Regions from separate parts of the Homo sapiens genome. Here region 1 is linked to region 2. The links are chromatin loops, found by intact Hi-C in ENCODE. Cell type or tissue: endothelial cell of umbilical vein. All regions are shown on one strand. Each heading gives the region's core, and the rest is flanking DNA. Links, peaks and the distances in the headings are about the cores only.

Region 1 (9,571 bases), core at 720-8,719, 55 kb before region 2:
CTTCATCTTGCTGCTTGTCTTTAACCCTTTCCTTGGTCCCTGGGTCTTGCCTCTGCATTCTCATTACTGATGGTAGGGAGTGGTACTCATCTTCATGACATAATCTCATTAGGCCAAGAGAGAGGATAATTGGCCATAGTTCCTAGGCCAGTCCCCTAAGCTGTGTTAGGCTTTCATATATGATTCTGTCTGGTCCTGTGCCTTTACATTTCCTGGTCTTGCCTTCTGAGACTGCCCAGGTTTTAAGAGGTGGGTGTTGGGAAAGGCTAGGAGATGGTGGATGCTGGAAGACAAAACACTAGCAGAGTGTAGTCTCTCCCCTTATGATCCTGAAAGTATAAAAAGCCATCTCTGCTCTGCTGCCAGCCTACCCACCTGCACTTTGGAAGAAGAGCTGTTGGATATTTCAGAATGGTTTTCAGACTGGCATTGGAACCGTGTTCTAAAGTTAACGATGATGGAAATAATTTAGTTGTAGAGGACTCTAGACAGGCTTGTGTAAAGCAAGCAGGTAAAGGAATAAAACATTAAAAATTGTGTAGGAAGAGATGTTTTGAGGTATCAGTGTAGGTGGATTGTGAGTGGAGTGACATGGGGAGGGAGTTAAGAGGAGACGATGTTCATGGTTAAAGAAACCATTTATACAGACGTGACGAGTGCAGGAATTCTGATCTCTCATATGACAAATGCTGAGAATAACTCCTATTTTCCATGCTAATTGCTAATTTACTCATCACATTGAATATCCTGCTGGTGGAAAAATTCAGTGTTGCAGCCTCATATCCTCCTGCATAGGAAGTACTCAGTGACCCAAGATGTTAGAGTCTCTTTTATGGCACTTCCCTGAAAAGAAAATATTATTACTTAATTGGCAGGCAACAGGGGCTTTTAAGGGACTCATCCGAACACCACCTGTTTACTTACAAGTACAAAGGACAGGAAAATTAATTACAAATGATACCTTTCTCTTAAGGGTTCTAGGTTTCCAGTGCAAAATAATGATGATCCAACTGCCAAAGTATATACTGGTAGGTGGAGTTTTTTTTTTTTTCTTTTCCCCTCCTATAATGGATTAAGTTAATCTGTGAGAACGTTTACCCAATGCCCATTGTAACAAAATTATGTGAATTGACCAGATTTCATTAAGTATAAAATGAATGTACCTCGAACTTGGTCTTTGATGTGGATTTTGAGCTACTATCAGGCCACAGTTCAGGTATAGCAAGGATATGCCCCAAAAAAGCATTCCTGTTTGATTATTTGGTGTTTGATTATCAGAATTTCTGGTCTAGAATACAGTCCAGGTGGTAACCTTTCCAATATGAGTGTCTTCCTAAGGTGGGTCATGAGATGGGTTGGAGAATCCAGGGTTCTAAGCCAGTCTCTTGCCCCTGACGCCATATGGGACATGAGGTGAGTTGCCCAGTTTTTATCATTTGTCAAGTAGGAATAGTAATGTCTGATGTGATTGAGGATTAAATGTAAGTCTAGGCAATAATGTAAATAGAAGTGTTTTTGAAATTAAACTGACATGCAAACTTTTGATTGATCACAGTAATCAATCAGTGAACAAACATATTTGTGAGCTATGGAATTAGCCATAAATGTGAAGGAAGCTAGAGAAAAGGGGAATGACATTTCCAGTAAGCTAGCAAACACTCTGGAGCTATGTTATTAACTGTTAAACCATGTAGTCTGGGTAGGTATCATTAGCCACTTTGCCACAACTCCCCACCTCATATCCTGTACCCCATTCAAATTCAGTCCTTTCATTGCTCAGACTCATCTCGCCTTGGCCATTCTGCCCCTCACAATATGATTTTCCCATTTCTGCCTTTTGAAACGTTGAGTAATCAAAACTTAGATCAAATGTCAGTTCTTTCATATAGTCTTCTCTGATTACTCCAGTTGGATTGATCCCTCTCTGGCCTATGTCAGGGATAGGCAAACTTTCTGAAAGAGTCCAGATTGTTTTTTGGCTTTGCCAGACACATGGTCTCTGTTGCTTCCACTCAACTGTGCCATTGTAATGTGAAAGCATCTGTAGACAATACATAGATAAGTGAGTGTGGCCATATTCCAATAAAACTTTATTCACAGAAACAAGCTGCCAGCTAGACTTGGCCTGCAGGCTGTAGTTAGCTGACCCCTGGCATGGGTCATTGTCTTGCTACGCAGCTTTCTTGGTTCTGCGTACATTTTGCCTTAACCTGCATGTTAGTGGCCTTCTTTTTAAAAAAAAAGTTTTTAAAAACTTTTACTATTATTCTTATTTTTAAAGATGAGGTCTTGCTGTCACCCAGGCTGGAGCAGTGGTGCAATCATAGCTTACTGCAGCCTTGAATTCCTGGGGTCAATCTATCTTCCCACCTCAGCCTCCTGAGTAGCTGGGATCACAGGCATATGAACCACCATGCCCAGCTAATTTAAAAAAAATTTTTTTTTTTTGTACAGATGGGGTCTTGGTTCACTGCCCAAGCTGGTCTCAAACTCCTGACTTCAAGCGATCCTCCCACCTTGGCCTCCCAAAGTGTTGGGATTACAGGTGTGAGCCACTGTGCCTGGACAGTAAGGCTTCTTATGAACAGCAGTGTCCAGGCTGTTTTCTTCTTTTGAGTCCCCCGGATGTTGTATAAATAGGAGAGTGTTCAGTTGATGTTTGACAAATGAGTGAACAGTGAATGAATGGTGGCTGCTTTCAGAAGTTGGCAACCCTGCTGTCCTTCTGGATGGCTGAGCTCTTCCAGCCTTCTGGCGTCCTGCCTCCTTTCCCTGGCCTGCCCTGCTAGAAAGAGAGGAGAGAAGGCATCTTTTCTCTGTCTTCCTCAGCCACCCTTCCACTTCTTTGAGCAACTACTATTTACAACTCAAAGAATTCTTTATTTATACTGTGTGAGAGACTGTTTACCCGTGTTGAACTAACATTAGGTTTCTTTAAATCTGCTATTAAAACGAAGAGTGGCCATTTGTAACTTTAGGAGCATAAGAGCTGGGTTCATGATGTAAGTGAACAGAGACACCCTTAAAGTTATTTCCCAAGGCCCTGGGAATGCGATTTTCTTAGTTTATTTGTTACAAGGGAGTGTTTTGTACATTGGTAGAGGAAAATACTATGAAACAAAATCAAACAAAAACATCATTACATTTTAAAATCATTTTGCAACACTGAGCAGGTATGAATTTGGTACTTTGCTTGTAATTGGAAAACTGGAAAGTTGAAAATTTAAGTATGGATATTATGATTTTCAATTTTTAGAAGATGTATAGTATATAATGGCAGTTTGCATTTGATGTTAGAAAGAATAGCATCTCAAGGGAAAACAAAAATGCTTTCCGTTCCAGAAAATGTTAAACATTCCTTTTTTTCTTAGGATAAACTCACTACTAGCTACTTTTCTTCTGCCTGAGCCCTTCATTGTAAAAGTGAATTAATGTTGTCCTCTGAATTCTGTTGGGGAAAATGACACAGAACCCCTGTGAATGAAGAATTGCTTTTAATTTCACTGGACGTGAGGCAGAGGAGGACCTTGGAAAAGGAAGGTTATTATTTCCTCTGTGGAAACGTTTATCTTCGTTTTCTGGGTGACTGGTAAAAACAATAGTTTGCTGTGGAGTTTCAGTAATCAAAGAAGAGGAAATAGCATGTGAGTGACTGCAAGTTGGTGGGGACAACCCTGGCTCTTTTGAAGGTGAAACTTACTAAAGCCACATTAGCTATCTCCTAGTGCAAAGGTCGAGAAACATTTTCTGTAAAGGGCTAGAGGTAAATAGTTTAGACTTCATGGGCCATAAAGTCCCTGTTGTAAATTTTCAGCTCTGCTGTTGTGGTATGAGAGCAGCCATAGACAGTTTTAGAAACAAATGAGAGTAGCTGTGTTCCAATACAACTGTATTTATGGACACAAAAATTTGAATTTTCATATGTCACAAAATAGTATTATTTTAATTTGTTACAATTATTTAAAAATGTAAAAACCATTCTTAGATTCCCTGTTGTACAAAAACAGGTAGTGGGTAGGATTTGGGTGCAGGGCATAGTTTGCTGACCCTATCCTGGTGAACTAGCGCAATAATTTCTTAGGTGGGGAGGTGTAGTGGATAACACATTACACATTCTGTACCTTTTAGTAGGTAATCCGATTATGATTAGCTAACCCAAACTTGTGAAGAAAATTTCCTGGTGGAGTTGGATGGCTTTGAGGAGTCCAGTGTTCTTGTCCCTGCCCTGTTAGTGTAAAGCTGAATGGCACTTTGGACCTTGGCTGCCCATCTGGTACATGATGAAGTTGGACTAGATGACTTCTAGGGCTTCGTGTAGAGCTTAACATTTTATTTTAATTAATTAATTAGGTTTTTTTTGAGACAAGGTCTCACTTTGCTACCCAGGCAGGAGGGCAATGGTGTGATCAGGGCTCACTGCTACCTCTACCTCCAAGGCTCCAGCAATCTTCCCACCTCAGCCTCCTGAGTGGCTGGGACTACAGGCACATGCCACCACAGCTCACTAATTTTTGTATTATTTCTATTTTTTTTCTTTTGTAAAGACAGGGTTTTGCCATGTTGCCCAGGCTGGTCTCAAACTCCTGGGCTCAAGCAGTCCTCCTGCTTTGGCCTCCCAAAGTGCTGAGATTATAGCGCGTGAGCCACTTGACTGATCTTAACGTTTTAGACCCTTTATCACTTGTGTTTTGGTTCTTCTTCTGATAATTATTGCAATTTACCTTTTAAAAAATTATTTAGGCCTGGCGTGGTGACTCACACCTGTAATCCTAGCACTTTGGGAGGCCAAGGCAGGCGGACCACTTGAGGTCAGGAGTTCGAAACCAGCCTGGCCAGTATGGTGAAACCCCCATCTCTACTAAAAATACAAAAAAATTAGCCAGGCGTGGTGGCACATGCCTGTAGTCCTAGCTACTTGGGAGGCTGAGGCAGGAAAATGGCTTGAACCCAGGAGATGGAGGTTGCAGTGAGCCAAGATCATGCCACTGCACTCCATCCTGGGTGACAGAGCAAGACTCCATCTCAAAAAAAAAAAAAAATTTAGATATTTGTTGAGAAACTAATATGTGCTAACTGTGCAGGCTCTGGTGATGGTGGTTGTGTGTGTGTGCACATTTGTGTGTGTGCATGTGTGTGAAACAGATGGTAGGGTAGTTACAATACAAAAATGTACATATTAGTATTCTAAATAAATTTTTTTTCTATTTTGTGCAGTCTTTCTTGAAGTTATAAAAACAATATAATGGGCAATTAGGCATTTACACTATTTTTATTAAAAATAATAAATGTATATGAATAATTATACTCAGAATTCAACAATATCAGATATTGATTTTTGCAGTTACTTTAGTTATTCATTTATTTATTCATTCATGTAACAAATAGTTCTTGAGTACCTACCATGTACTTCAAGGCACTGGCTTAGGCCTTGAAGACTAAACTATTTGCCCTCACGAAACTTGCATTCTAATGGAATCTCCTGTTGAAGATGCTAGGTAGATGGTTTTATTCGTACTTTTCAGAGGAGGTGTACTTATTCATTACTTATTTTTCTTTTTTTGTTTCAGTTATCTCTTGGGAAATCTCTGAGTAATGTTTTTGAATTACCAGAGGAAATTTTACAGTCACACAGGTCTTTGTTGACTTTTGCAGTCGCCTAAAGTTGTTAATCATTGAAGAGAACTCTGATTCCTCACTGACAAAGAATGAATTCTATCGTTTTAGTTATATTAGTTAATTTGGAAAGTACTTCAATCAATTTAAAACTTTAGGGAAGATCAATTCAGTAAGTTCTTTAGAAAATCACTACGTCAAGGCTGGGTGCAGTGGCTCACACCTGTAATCCCAGCACTTTGGGAGGCCGAGGCGGGCGGATCACGAGGTGAGGAGATCGAGACCATCCTGGCTAACATGGTGAAACCCTGTCTCTACTAAAAATACAAAAATTTACCCGGGCATTGCGGCGTGTGCCTGTAGTCCCAGCTACTCAGGAGGCTGAGGCAGGAGAATGGCGTGAATCCAGGAGGTGGAGGTTGCAGTGAGCCAATATCACGCTACTGCACTCCAACCTGGGCAACAGAGTGAAACTCTGTCTCAAAAAAAGAAAAGAACTATGTCAAATTCTCAAAGGTCACTGAAGTTAACCCGTGTTATCAGTCTTCTAAGCAGCATTAGTGGATTTATATTTATGTTACACATTTCTCCTCATAAAAAAAGATTTCACATGCATTTATTCAATGAATACTAAAAAAGATGAATATTTCAAAAAGTAAAAGCAACTGAAAATAGTAATATCTGTTAAAACTGCGTCATGGCTTTGCCTTGATATCATGAGTTTTGTCTGCTTTTATGAGGGTGGCATTTTTGGGCTTTACAAATAAAAAAATACCATTGTAATAGTAGTATTATAACCGTAACCAATAGTCCAACAATAGCGAAAGCATTCACTGTGTATCACTCCCCTCCAGGCCACCCCGGCTTTGCTCTGCTTCTAGTCAGAGTGGATGCCTCGCAGTTCTTTTTGAATAAAGTTAAATCTGACTTCAGGTCTTTCACACACACATTTGCCGCCCTTTGGAATCTCTTCCTTCTCTGCCTTTATCATCTAGTTAATTCCTGGTAAGTCTCAACTTGAAAGGTCTTCTCTTTATGGAAGCTTTCCCTGAGTTTTATGTGGACTGAAGTTTCCCCTGTTAGCATCCTTACTTCTTCTGAGCAACTGTAATTGTTTATGTCATTATCTGACAAGAAGCTGGATGAAGGCGGAGTGTGTATTGCCCATCACTCTATTCTCAGCACTTGGTTTGAATGAGCCTATAAGTGGTATTTTACCCACCCCTCACAAAAGAAGCTATATCAATATAAGCTATTATTCGTGTAATTTAGTGAGAAATACTGATGTTTCCTCACCCCATAGTTTTGTGTATCTTTTGTAGACCTCAGTGTTTCATGACCTATATATTATAATGTTTACTGACTAGATTTGGTCAGTTACTATTTGAGGAAATGCTGGGATTTCTTAGAAATTTTAATGATAAAAGAATGCATAGGGCCAGAATGTTTGAAACCAAGACTGCCTTAGAGAAACCCAGGGCATATAGCAGACACATTTTTGACCTGAAACGCTTAAAGCGGAATGGGACAGGAAAATACATATGCATGAAATAATTAGTATGTTTCTCAGTCTGTCCAGGCTACTATAACAAAAATACCATAAACTAGGTGGCTCAGGAAACAACAAACATTTATTTCTCACAGTTCTGGTAGCTAGGAAGTACAAGATCAAGACACCAGCAGATGTGGTGTCTTATGAGGGCCTATTCCTCATAGATCATGCCTTCTACCCGAGTCATCATATGGTAGAAGGGATAAACAAGCTCTCTCTGGCCTCTTTCATGAGGGCCTTAATCCCATTCCATGTGGGCTCTGCCCCCATGATCTAACTACCTTCCAAAGGCCCCATGTTGGGAGGTTATATTTCAACATATGAATTTGGTGGGGACACAGACATTCACACCATAGCAGTATGCCACCTGTGACAGTACCTGTTTGTCTTTATAGCTGTGTTCTCTTGTTTCTCCAGTATCTCAGTGGTATTGGACAGGATATTAGATTCAGGAGAGGACTTCAGAATGTTAACTAGTGGTAAGAAAGCAGCTTCATGGGGTGGCTGGGGCTTGAGGGAGTCTGTAACTCGGGACCACATTTTAGTAACTAGAGAAAATGTTTCAGCAACTGTATGGTGATAAGTCCCTAGTCTAAATCTCTAGCACAAATCTTTCTTTTGAGTGCTGGATACCCTATTCTTTTGCCCATTAAACACGTCTACTTGCATGCGCCACAGTCACCTCAAAGGCAACATGTCCAAAGCAAATTCATTATCTCACTCTCGAACTTGCTCCTTCTCCGTTGTTATGGAACTCAGTAACCACATTGCTCAAATTACTGCCTCACCCATTATTTCTTCCTCACCTATCACATCCAGTCCTCCAAGTTCTCTCAGTCCCGCCTCATACATTTCCTCCATAACCTGCTCCCTTGTCTATGTTTTCTAGTGTAGGTCACTACACTAGAAAGGTCATCCTTTGCTTGTGCTCCTGCAATAGTCTTCTAACTGGTCTCCTACCTGGTAGCTGGTCTTACTCTCCTCTGATCCACTCTCATGCTGTGGCCAAAGTGATTTTCTAAAAAGACAGATGTCTTAATTATGCATGTGCTTTGAAGCTCCTCGTTTGGCATTTAGGATAAAGTTCAAATGCCTTAGCTTATGAGAGGCCCTGTGACCAGGTCTCCACTCTCCAACCATATTGATGATCTTACAGTTTCTCCTGTGTATTGTGCTGTCTCCGGCCTCTGGACCTTTAGTGCTGCTCCTTCTGTCTAAATTACTTGTTTTCTCAATTAGTGACCCTTCCCTCCTTCAGTGCACAGGCTTGGAAGCCTATCCATGAATCTCACTACCCTGAAATCCAAGGGATAAGGTGACCATGAACCTCAGCACCTCAAGCCTTCCATTGACATTTCCCTCCTTTGCTCCATGGGTAAGAATGCAGAACGTATGGCTTCAGCTTCTGTGTGGGCCTTTCTCTATGCCTGGTTTTTCCTGGCACCTGTCCTCCCACCTGCCTTCTGGCCTGCCAGTGTGTCTGATCTGAGCAGACTGGGAGGGTGTGAAGAAGGGCCAGTACCGCTTCAGCAGGAAGGGCAGCACACGGAAGGCCAGCAGCCTTGGGCTGGCCTGCATCTGCCCCTCACATACCCTACAGAGAAACACTGAGCAGCTGGTCAGCATGTGGGCTGGGAGGAATGGGGCTGGGCTAGGGGACTAGGGATTAAGGCAGCCCTTGTAGCAGCAACTGTGACACAAGGAGCACCTGGCCCTCCTGGAAGTCCCAGGGCTCTTTCTTTGACCTCCTTCCTTCACTTCCTGCATTTTCTAAATTGTAGCTAAAATTTGAGATAGAACCCTAAGAGTAAAACCTGGCCCTGCTAGCATTGATTTCCTGAGATTAACTTCTCTTTTAGCTAAGGAGCATCTCTGGATGATGAGTAGAGATGGAAGCCAAGTCATGTGCCCTTAAAGTCCTGTGCAAGCTCCTTCCCGGGATGTGGTGGGGTGTGCATGCAGTGAGCTGTGAGGGGGTGGCCCTGTCACAGGGAATGAGGCCTCAGCCATTGTCTGGCAGTGTTGGCAGTGTGATTTTAAGCCAGTTATTTAACTTCTAGGTCTCAGGTCCTTAGCCTATAAAGTTGGGATAATACTTATCTTACAGGGTTGGAGCATGAAATAAATATTAAGAGAATCAAAAGCAAAAATGCTTTGCATATTATGTAATATGAAACTATTTTTCATGTACTACTACTTATAGTATTACTACTATTTATGGAGTTTAAAAAGTTTCTGTGTTTTGAATATATTTAATGAACTCAGTCTTTCTAATTATCTGTATGTATCATGAATACAACATAAAATCTATGACCGTGGCAAAATACTATCACTGACCTTAGATGTGGCCAATGTGTTCTTGACTGAGATCTGTACAGCTTCACATGCTTTTTTTTTTTTTTTTTT
Region 2 (9,571 bases), core at 1,156-9,155:
ATGGAGTCTTGCTCTGTTGCCCAGGCTGGAGTGCAGTGGCATGATCTCGTCTCATTGAAACCTCCATCTCCTGGGTTCAAGCAATTCCCCTGCTGCAGCCTCCCAAGTAGCTGGGACTACAGGTGTGTGCCACTACGCCTGGCAAATTTTTGTATTTTTAGTAGAGATGGGGTTTCCCCATGTTGGCCAGGCTGGTCTGGAACTCCTAACCTCAGGTGATCTGCCTGCCTTGGCCTCCCAAAGTGCTGGGAATACAGGCGTGAGCCACCGTGCCCAGCTGGACATTTTCTTATATAAGCACAGTGTAGGTATCAAAATCAGGAAATTTAACATTGATACAATACTCTTATCTAATAGCCCAGATTCGAAATGTCTTCAGTTGTCCCGGTGATGTCCTTTGTGGCTATTTTTGTTTCTGGCCCAGGATGTGATTGAGGATCTCACATTGCATTTAGTTGTCCTGTTTCCATAATCTCTTCTAATTTGGAACAAGTCTTCGGTCCTTGTGTTCTGGACCTTGACATTTTTGAGGAATATATAGGCCAGTTATTTTGTGAATCATTTTTAAATTTGGATTTGTCCGGCATTTCTTCGTGATTTTGGTTTAGGTTATAAATTTTTGGCAGGAATACCATGGAAGTGATGTTGTGTTCTTCTCATTGAATCCTATCAGGAGGCACACGATTTGTTCCACTATAGGTGACATTAGCTTTGATCACTTGATGAAGGTAGTGTCTATGGAAGGTGGGGTGGGGGCAGCAGAGCATGCTTGTGCCAAATGGCTCCTCTAATGAATATGTTCTGTAAAGCTAATGAAATATGTGGAAAGGCTTTTTGGTCTACCAGGTCTCTATAAGGTATGGCCTAAAATCATGTAAACTCTTCCCCTCGGGATGACTAACAAGTAAAATTTCCAACCTGCTCAGTTAAGCTTCACAGAACATTATTTATTTGACACATAATATATCTGTGCAGCTATATACACACAGGTAGGTTTTTTTTTTAATTTATTTACAAAAGGTAGGCTATGTTTATTAGAGTCACAAGCAGTTGACTGTCTCAGTGTGACTCAAGACCACAAAAAACCCATTTCTCCTTCACTTCATTCTGAGTCCTAGACTGGCAGGTGTACTGCTTGGGGCCCATTCACAGGTTTACAAGTTTCTCATTGAGGGCAATCTGTGACTGACACACGAGTAGTTTTAAAATGAAATTATGATGCTTCCATTCATTTGTTCCCTACTCTTGCATCTTAAAAAACATATAATTCTTTTTTTTTTTTTTTTTTGAGATGGAGCCTTGCTCTGTCACCCAGGTTGGAGTGCAATGGCGTGATCTCCGCTCACTGCAACATCCACCTCCCTGGTCCAAGTGATTCTCGTGCCTCAGCCTCCCCAGTAGCAGAGACTACAGGCACACACCGCCACGCTTGTCTAATTTTTGTATTTTTAGTAGAGATGGGGTTTCACCATGTTGGCCAGGCTGGTCTTGAACTCCTGACCTCAGGTGATCCTCCCGCCTCAGCCTCCCAAAGTGTTGGGATTACAGGGGTGAGCCACTGTGCCTGGCCAAAACATGTAATTCAAAAGGATAAAAATAAATAATTGAATTAAGTTGGGGTAAAGGACTGTGGCTGAGAAAAAAAGCCAGGGAAAAAATGCATACCATGGGGCCTTGTGTGGTTGCTAGAGGTACCTACAGATTTGGCTGTGAGATTCCTGGGGGATCTTGTAAAGAAGATAATATGCTCTGTTATAGGAGTCAGATCACTCAAGAGATAAAGGCTTTCATGGTGTTGAAGAGAAATGTAGTTTTTCTAGACACAGAGATGTAAGAGGGAGTTCTCCTGTACTTCCCCGTAAGTCATCTAGACTCTGTGATCTAGGGGACAATGTCCTTAAAAAAGAAATTACAGTAGTGGCCTGGCACAGTGGCTCACGCCTGTAATCCCAGCACTTTGGGAGGCCCAGGCGGGCGGATCAGCTGAGGTCAGGCGTTCGAGATCAGCCTGGCCAATATGGTGAAATCCCATCTCTATTAAAAAATACAAAAATTAGCTGGGCGTGGTGGTGGGCGCCTGTAATCTCAACTACTTGGGAGGCTGAGGTAAGAGAATCGCTTGAATCAGGGAGGCGGAGGTTGCAGTGAGCTGAGACCGTGCCATTGCACTCCAGCCTGGGTGACAGAGTGAAACTCTGTCTCAAAAAAAAAAAAAAAAAAAAAAAAAAAGAAGATTCCAGTAGGGAACACTAGGAGTTTTATGGGGAAGTTTTCTATAGTCTTTTTAAATACTGGGTAGTGGCATGATCTCAGAGCACCAGCCAGTGTTCACAGAAGACCAAAATGAGTGTATACTACATATGCATTTTGATTCAAGGATAACATTTAGAAAATCCAGAACTGTAGTTTTTTTGTTGTATGTTTTGTTTTCATTTTTAAGAAGGAAGCTCCTTTTGACACACCTTCTCAAATAAAATTTAGAGCTACAGGCTTTTATTTTGTTTTGCTTGGGATCAGAATCTCCTCTTTGTAAGTGTTTAAAAGCAGAGCTGCTTTGGTTTCTGTCTGTTCCCCCATCCTTGCCCCAAACCTTATTCCTTTCCTTCCCAAAGATCCTGAACCACTTTACAGGGCTGAGAGACAACAAACCGAGAGGCATTGATCCCAAGGAGTGGCCTCTTTCCTTCATGGTTTGTTTGTTTGTTTGTTTTTGAGACGGCATCTCACTCTGTCTCCCAGGCTGGAGTGCAGTGGCGCGATCTCGGCTCACTGCAACCTCCACCTTCCGGGTTCAAGCAATTCTCCCGCCTCAGCTTCCCAAGTAGCTGGGACTACAGGCGCGTGCCACCATACCCAGCTAATTTTTGTAATTTTAGTAGAGACGGGGTTTCACTATGTTGGCAAGGCTGGTCTGGAACTCCTGACCTTGTGATCTGCCCACCTCGGCCTCCCAAAGTGCTGGGATTACAGGCATGAGCCCCTGCACCCGGCCTGCTTCACACTTTTTGACTCACTTCACTGTGTGCCCCCAGAGTCTCTGGATTTCTTCAGAATTTTAAATTTTACCATAGAGTGTGAAATAATCTGGCAGTTTCCCATGCAGTCCAGGCAGTCAGCTGGAAGGAGATTTCTATCAGTCTGGAATAGAGGCCAACCACAGTGCTCACCACAGGCAAGAGGCCTCAAGGGACCTGGTCCCGGCCCCTCACCCTCTGCTCCTCAGCCACATGGGCTGCTCTGATTTTGCACAAGTACTCCAAGCTCACAGTTTCCACCTTAGGATCTTTGTACTTGTCCCCCACCCTGATTTCCATACTTCATTCAGATTTAGAGCACACATCACTGCTTCACAGAGGCCTTTCTTAACTTCCCTGCCTAAAATAGCTCCACATTTCTTTGTTCAAATCCCTTATCACTAAAATTATTCTGTACATTTGTTATAGCCTGTCTTTTCGTTAGACGATAATCTCCTACAGGGCAGGGACCTTGCTGTCTTGTTCATCATTGTATCTCTACTTCCTAGAAACAGGGGAAATGAATAGCTAGGTGAACCGTAGATCATTGGAAAGAAAAAAAATCATCTATAGTTCTATAAGCGAAACACCACCACTGTTAATATTCTAATACTTTTTCATTTCAAAGGTAATTAACTTTTTGGGGGTCACTAGAAATCCTATAAGATATATGGGTACAGTCCTCAATGAAATGCATATTTATACAGGTTTCCAAAATTTGGCATATACTTCTACCAGATTTCCTAATCCTGTTACCCCTGGTTACATTCTTCTTTCGTTTTTTTTTTTTTTCCTGAGTGGTCCTGGCCCAATGCAAAGCACCTAAACCACACTATTGTTTTTGCTTATTTGATTGCTGAAAAAGGCTGTTTCTTTAATTTGCATTAGTGTGATTCCTTACGAAGCTGATAATTTGCCATATTTTATTACTAATTGCATGTTCTCTTTTATGAATCGTTCAAGTCTTTTGACTACCTCTTGGAATCTTAGTATCTGTTACATGATCTCCATAATAAAGATGTTTACTAAAAGGGCATGCTATTAAAAAACACATGCACACATTAAAAACTAGCAACTCACGCTGGCAACTTTTCTTCCATTCCGTGTGGAACACAGCTGTAGATTCGTTTTCTCTTAGCTTGGGCAACTGCCATACTTCGCACCTGGAGTAGTTTTAAAATGATTCAGGAAAGCTAACCAATAAAAAGCTACAATAAACTCTCTACTGACTAAAGAAAAATAAATGCATGAATCAGAGTTTCCATTTCCTGCTGGATAAAAGTATACCTATTGTCTGAAGATAACAAAACAGTTGTAGTTGTACTGCTATTGCCCAACCATGGAATTATATTCAAAATCACAAGGACAACTTTGTGAAGCAGCAAAGTGAATAACTAAATTTCCTCTTTTTCACAGGCTAGATAATTGTTTTTCTAAATTCACTAACTCCATAGAGGTGCTTCCTGCCACGGGCCACTTGTGATAAATCTTGAGATATCCCTGCAATCAAATGGAGTCAGAGTAGCACATTCTGATGCTGCTTTAGGTGGAAGAAAGAGTTCTTTCTTTACAGGAAAAAGGATCCAGAAGAAATCAGCCTGCCAGAAAGATGTGATTTTTTTTTTTCCCTAGACTTCCCTGGATATATTATAATGATGAGAACTAATGTCTGAATCCTTTAAATGCCAATAAAATATACATTTGGGGTAATGCAGTTATTATGAAAATATAAAAGCCAGTGTTACAGGCATTTCTATTTTACACCTGAAAAAGGAGAGTTGCCTAGATACTTGCACACTGGTGTGTGGACTACATTATTGTTTGGATGGGCAGGCAGGATAGCAAGTAGGAAAATCATTTCCTGGTGCTAAAAATTCAGGGTTTCCTGTGAAGTAAACGAAGCTTGGGTTACAAGTCTAAAACTAGACAGGCTTGGGGCATCTGGAGGACCGGAGGCCCATCTGGCAAGCTTTGGGGCACCTGGAAGTGGTTTTAAGGCTTGAAACAGTGAAGCTGGGAAAGTGTGGCTGAATCAACATATATTCCAGAGCTCTGTGCCTTATCAACTGAGCCGGCTGAGAAATTTCCTTGCAGTTATTCTCACCCAGAATTGGAATAAAGGGCTCAGTGTGAAGTTGGGATAGTACAACTTCTCGGTTTAATACTTTACAGATTTTTGGAACCAAATGCACCCTGAAGTGAAAAGCTGCTTTTTTTTTGCTGACCTTGTTGGATGGCTAATACTGTTTCTGGGAAATAAGAGAAACAAGCGGCTCATTGTTGGCAGGAGCTGAGAGAGACACAAGGAGGGCGAGAGACGCGTCTGCAGCCCTTTTTTTCCCTTCATTGTATCGTGACTGAGTCAAGGCTGGATTGTGGCTGGGTTTTTCTTCCTACCTCTGTAGACATATGTTTTCCATCAGACAGGGCTGCGTGACACCTGACGTTGGCCAGTTCACATGAGTTAAGCCATGGACGGCGCATAAACAGAGGAAAAGACCCGCAGCTGCACCCAGACACTCTTGATGCTGAAATATTTTTCAAAGCTTGATGTGGCTGGGTCTGCACATAAGTCAGAAACGATTTACACCTGTATGTTTTGGCTTGCTTCTTTCAGTTGCATATCATTATTCCCACAAAGCCTCTATGGCCAGAAGGTCTACCATTGGCTGATGGCAGCACCTCTCCTTCCCATATATAAGCCTTTCTAAATTATGAAATGTGAGTTTTCAAAGTTTATTTGATTTTTGTCTTTTTTTTTTGGAGGATTGAAGAACAAAATGCTCTACCATTTCTATAAAGTGAGGTCACACAAATGGTGTCATCAAAACATGCGATTCACGTTGATCCCATCATTTTAAAGTAAATAAGTTAATTAAAATAGTCTGTTAGACTTTTTCATGAAATAGGGAAAAGGAAACACTACTTGGCCTCATCACCAAATTTAACTTATCACGTATATTTTGATGACTACGAAAAAGGATTGGGCAGTGATTGGTGATCCGTTGGTGATCATTGGGCAGTAATTGGTGATCCATGCAGCTGATGCCAGCTGTAGTATTCTAGCAGGCGTTCCGGGTTTCCTAGGTTTGTCGCAGCCTGTTCCTGAGATCTGGGCTGAGGCATTTAATCTTCCAATATTCTTCATCTCTAAAATAACTGAATTAGTCTAAATCATTGGTTTTAAAGTCTGTCCCAAAGTCCCATGCTAGAATCTCAGGGGGATGTGAGCAGAAGCTAACCTTAGTGTTCAGTTTCCAAAAGCTGGGCCCTGTTCAATGTGTTTTAAACATTTGTTTAAAGTTTCAGCATGACACTTGAGAAATGCCTGAAGGGAAAGCAGAGTGAAAGCAAGACCAAGATGATTTAGAGAAGACAGTCAAAGGTGCTGACTTTAAGTGCTAATTTCCTCAGCTGATGAAAGAACCCTGGGACATAAGGATAGCCTCTGCTTCAAGCCGTACACTTGGCTCTGGAGAAGGATTCTACTACTAAAGAAAAGTTTGAGAACCATTGCTCTAAATGGACTAAGACCCTTCTATCCTGAATTTCTATGGTGATAGCACAAACTCGGGTAAATACATGGCCCTCACCTATAATGAGTGCTGTGGGGAAAGTGATGAGTTTGTAAATCATGTGTGAAACTCAGAATGAAATGGGGCTAAGCAGGCAACTATGCTCTGGAAGTAAGAGGAAGCAGCAACTAGAATGTGGTACCCTTTGGATATTCCCCTATGAAACTCTAGAGGTAAGGGTTAAAATGCATCCTCTAGAGAAGATGAGTTATGGGTGAGGCGTTGCCAGTTTTTTTCTCAGTTCTCATCTTGATTATGTTTCTATTTGAAATTTAAAAAGCCTATGATGATCATCTTGCTATAAATGGAACTGATATTTTGTTACCAATTTCTAACCTCCCTTAACCTTACTTTGGGGAGAATGTATTTAGTGCCTACTCTGTGCCTTAATCAGATTTGAAATGCACTAAAATTATTTTTGTTCCATTTTTGTAAGAAAGGAAGATCCATATCATTGTGATTGGTCCTGAGGGGTAGGGGGAGACTTTGCTCTTTCCCAGGTCTTGTTTATAAAGAGCACAAGTCCAGGAACATGAGAGTTAGTTCAAATCACAGGAAGAGAATAGTTCAATGTTTCTTAAAAGAGCTTTACTTCAGATGTATGGCTCAACCAGGAGTCCAACAGGAAAGGTTTTCCTGACTTTTGCATTTAACCAAGTGCATGTTTATGGGTGATATAATGCAGTCATAAAATAAATGTCATAAATAGTGCTTGATTTCCTTCAAAAATTACAGACAAAATGAGTATGTAATATTCCCATTCCAATTATCACATAATATGGATACAAAAGGACAACCACCAATTTTTAATCCAAGGAGGACACACTGACAGCTAATCTGGATAGCCTGACAGTTCTGAATAATGAAAGGTCATTTTGTACTGGCTCCTGGTTCTCTTTTTAAGGGAAGGCATTAGGGTGGAAATAGGAAATTTGAGTTCTGCTGCCCTGAGTTAGCCCTAGGTCTATGGATGGCCATAGGCCTGGAGTGAAAAACCATCCCATTTGCCTGGGACTTTCCCAGATTTAGCACTGTGACCTGTGTTCTGGGAAACCCCTCAGTCCCAGGCAAACCAGGATAATTGGTCACCCTCTGTGACAGAGAAGAAGAGAATGAGGTGATTGTAAAGCTTTGCATTCTAACTTTTGGAAGCTTTTATGCTCCCCTCTCATGTTGGGTTTAGGTTCCTGGAAAGTGTTTCTGATGAAGTTTATATGAACTTACTGGCCCAAATATCAAACTGAATTAAACACTTGTTCCAAGGAGGAAGTTTCCCAGATGCCATATCAAGTGTATTACCCAGTGTATGCCTTTGAATGTTGCATATTTACCTATTTTGAAGAGACTGCATTCAAGTTTTAAAAACAATGTCAGCCTCTACCTGTTCTACTCTTTTTTTTTTGGAGACGAAGTTTCACTCTTGCTGCCCAGGCTGGAGAGCAATGGCGTGGTCTTGGCTCACCGCAACCTCCTGCCTCCTGGGTTCAAACGATTCTCCTGCCGCAGACTCCCGAGTAGCTGGGATTAAAGGCATGCACCACTATGCCCAGCTAATTTTGTATTTTTAATAGAGATGGGGTTTCTCCATGTTGGTCAGGCTGGTCTCAAACTCCCGACCTCAGGTGATTTGCCCGCCTCAGCCTCCCAAAGTGCTGGGATTACTGCCTGAGCCACCGTGCCGGCTTTACCTGTTCTACTCTTAAAGGATGATGTTAGAAGTGTTATTTGGAATAGTTGATGTGGTTTTATTATAGAAGCAAGCTTTTTAAAGAAAAAAAAAAACTAAAAGATAGATAATTTGGAATATATGTAACTGAAGTTAATTTAGCAAGGCTTTGCTAACTACCTGTGAAAACTGATACGGAAGTTAAGCCATCTTTGAAATTTTCTTTTTAAATCATCACGTGCTTATGGAAAATGTCAGCAGATATTCAAGCAGTCTTTTATAACCCTTGCTTTTCCTGTATTTTGTTTTGCTTTGTTTTTCTATTACTCTGTATCTTGAACAGCAGTCCCTCATTCTAGGCACATGAAACTGCTTTGTTCAACATTCCCTGTCCGCTTTTTTCCCTTCTCTGGCTCCGTGTCCTAAACAGCTTCTTTAATTAATTTTAAAGAGCTAAGCACACAGTAGGGACTTAATATAATATTCATTCATATTTAATTTATAATTCAGTACTCTGCCAAGACATCCACTGAGTTACAGTGGACCAGCATTTCCTAGTATTCCTATCCAGAAGAATATCAGCCTTGCAAGTTTGAGAAACGAGTTGTTGAATTCATATATCTCTTTCAGAAAGTCTTGGTACCCCCTATTACTCTAAAGACTGACAAATCTTCCAATAAAATAAATTATTTTAACTTTCTTTAGCCCAACATTTCCCAGTCTTATTAGACCAGGGAACACTTCTAGAAGCAATTTAAAAAGTTTTAGCTTAATATCTATTTATTCCCCTGGGACACATTATAGACCAGATTTTCTCTTAAAGATTGTGTCCATTTGTACATACCCCAACCATTGACTATTAAATTAATATTGACTATTAAAAAGAGAGTAGCCAGCAAAGTTCCTGGTATTCACTGGGCACGTTAAAATTTGCTGTTTTTCAAACCAGTTTTAGTTTTATATTAAAATTGAGAAGAGAGTTCCTATACACTCACTCACCCAGTTTCCCCTGTTGTTAGTGTATTACATTAATATGCTACATTTGTTATAATTAGTGAGCCAGTTATTATTAAATCCATACTTTATTCAGATTTCTTTAGTTTTTATCTAATATCTTTTTCTGTTCCAGAGTCCCATACAGAATACCAAATTACCTTTTTGTTTTGTTTTGTTTTGTTTTTTGTTTTTTGTTTTTTTGAGACAAGGTTTCACTCTGTTGCCCAGGCTGGAGTGCAATAGTATGATTATGGCTCATTGTAGTCTCTTCCTCCTGGGCTCAAGTGATCCTCCTGCCCCAGCCTCCCAAGTAGCTGGGA

What was found. Peaks named below come from ENCODE experiments on the same cell type or tissue, not always from the same donor. Only the 100,000 strongest peaks of a DNase experiment are listed, where the experiment ranks them.
Region 1: a loop joins it to region 2, with 2.1 times the contacts of the local background. A loop is called at or near these places in 5 of 110 quality-filtered maps.

The regions. Positions count from the first base shown.
Region 1 is chr3:149,603,857-149,613,427 of GRCh38, reverse strand. All of the region lies in intron 2 of WWTR1 (WW domain containing transcription regulator 1), which reads left to right. Among named protein-coding and RNA genes, the nearest start is that of WWTR1-IT1, 43 kb to the left of the region's middle. RefSeq lists an enhancer at 8,116-8,806. In endothelial cell of umbilical vein, for the core only: no CTCF peak of the experiment used is centred there; DNase peaks (open chromatin) are centred at 757, 3,557, 5,537, 7,277 and 2 weaker places; H3K27ac peaks cover 8,000 bases.
Region 2 is chr3:149,549,720-149,559,290 of GRCh38, reverse strand. The region is part of intron 3 of WWTR1 (WW domain containing transcription regulator 1); the gene reads left to right. Among named protein-coding and RNA genes, the nearest start is that of TM4SF4, 80 kb to the right of the region's middle. In endothelial cell of umbilical vein, for the core only: no CTCF peak of the experiment used is centred there; DNase peaks (open chromatin) are centred at 4,220, 4,970 and 5,370; H3K27ac peaks cover 3,562 bases.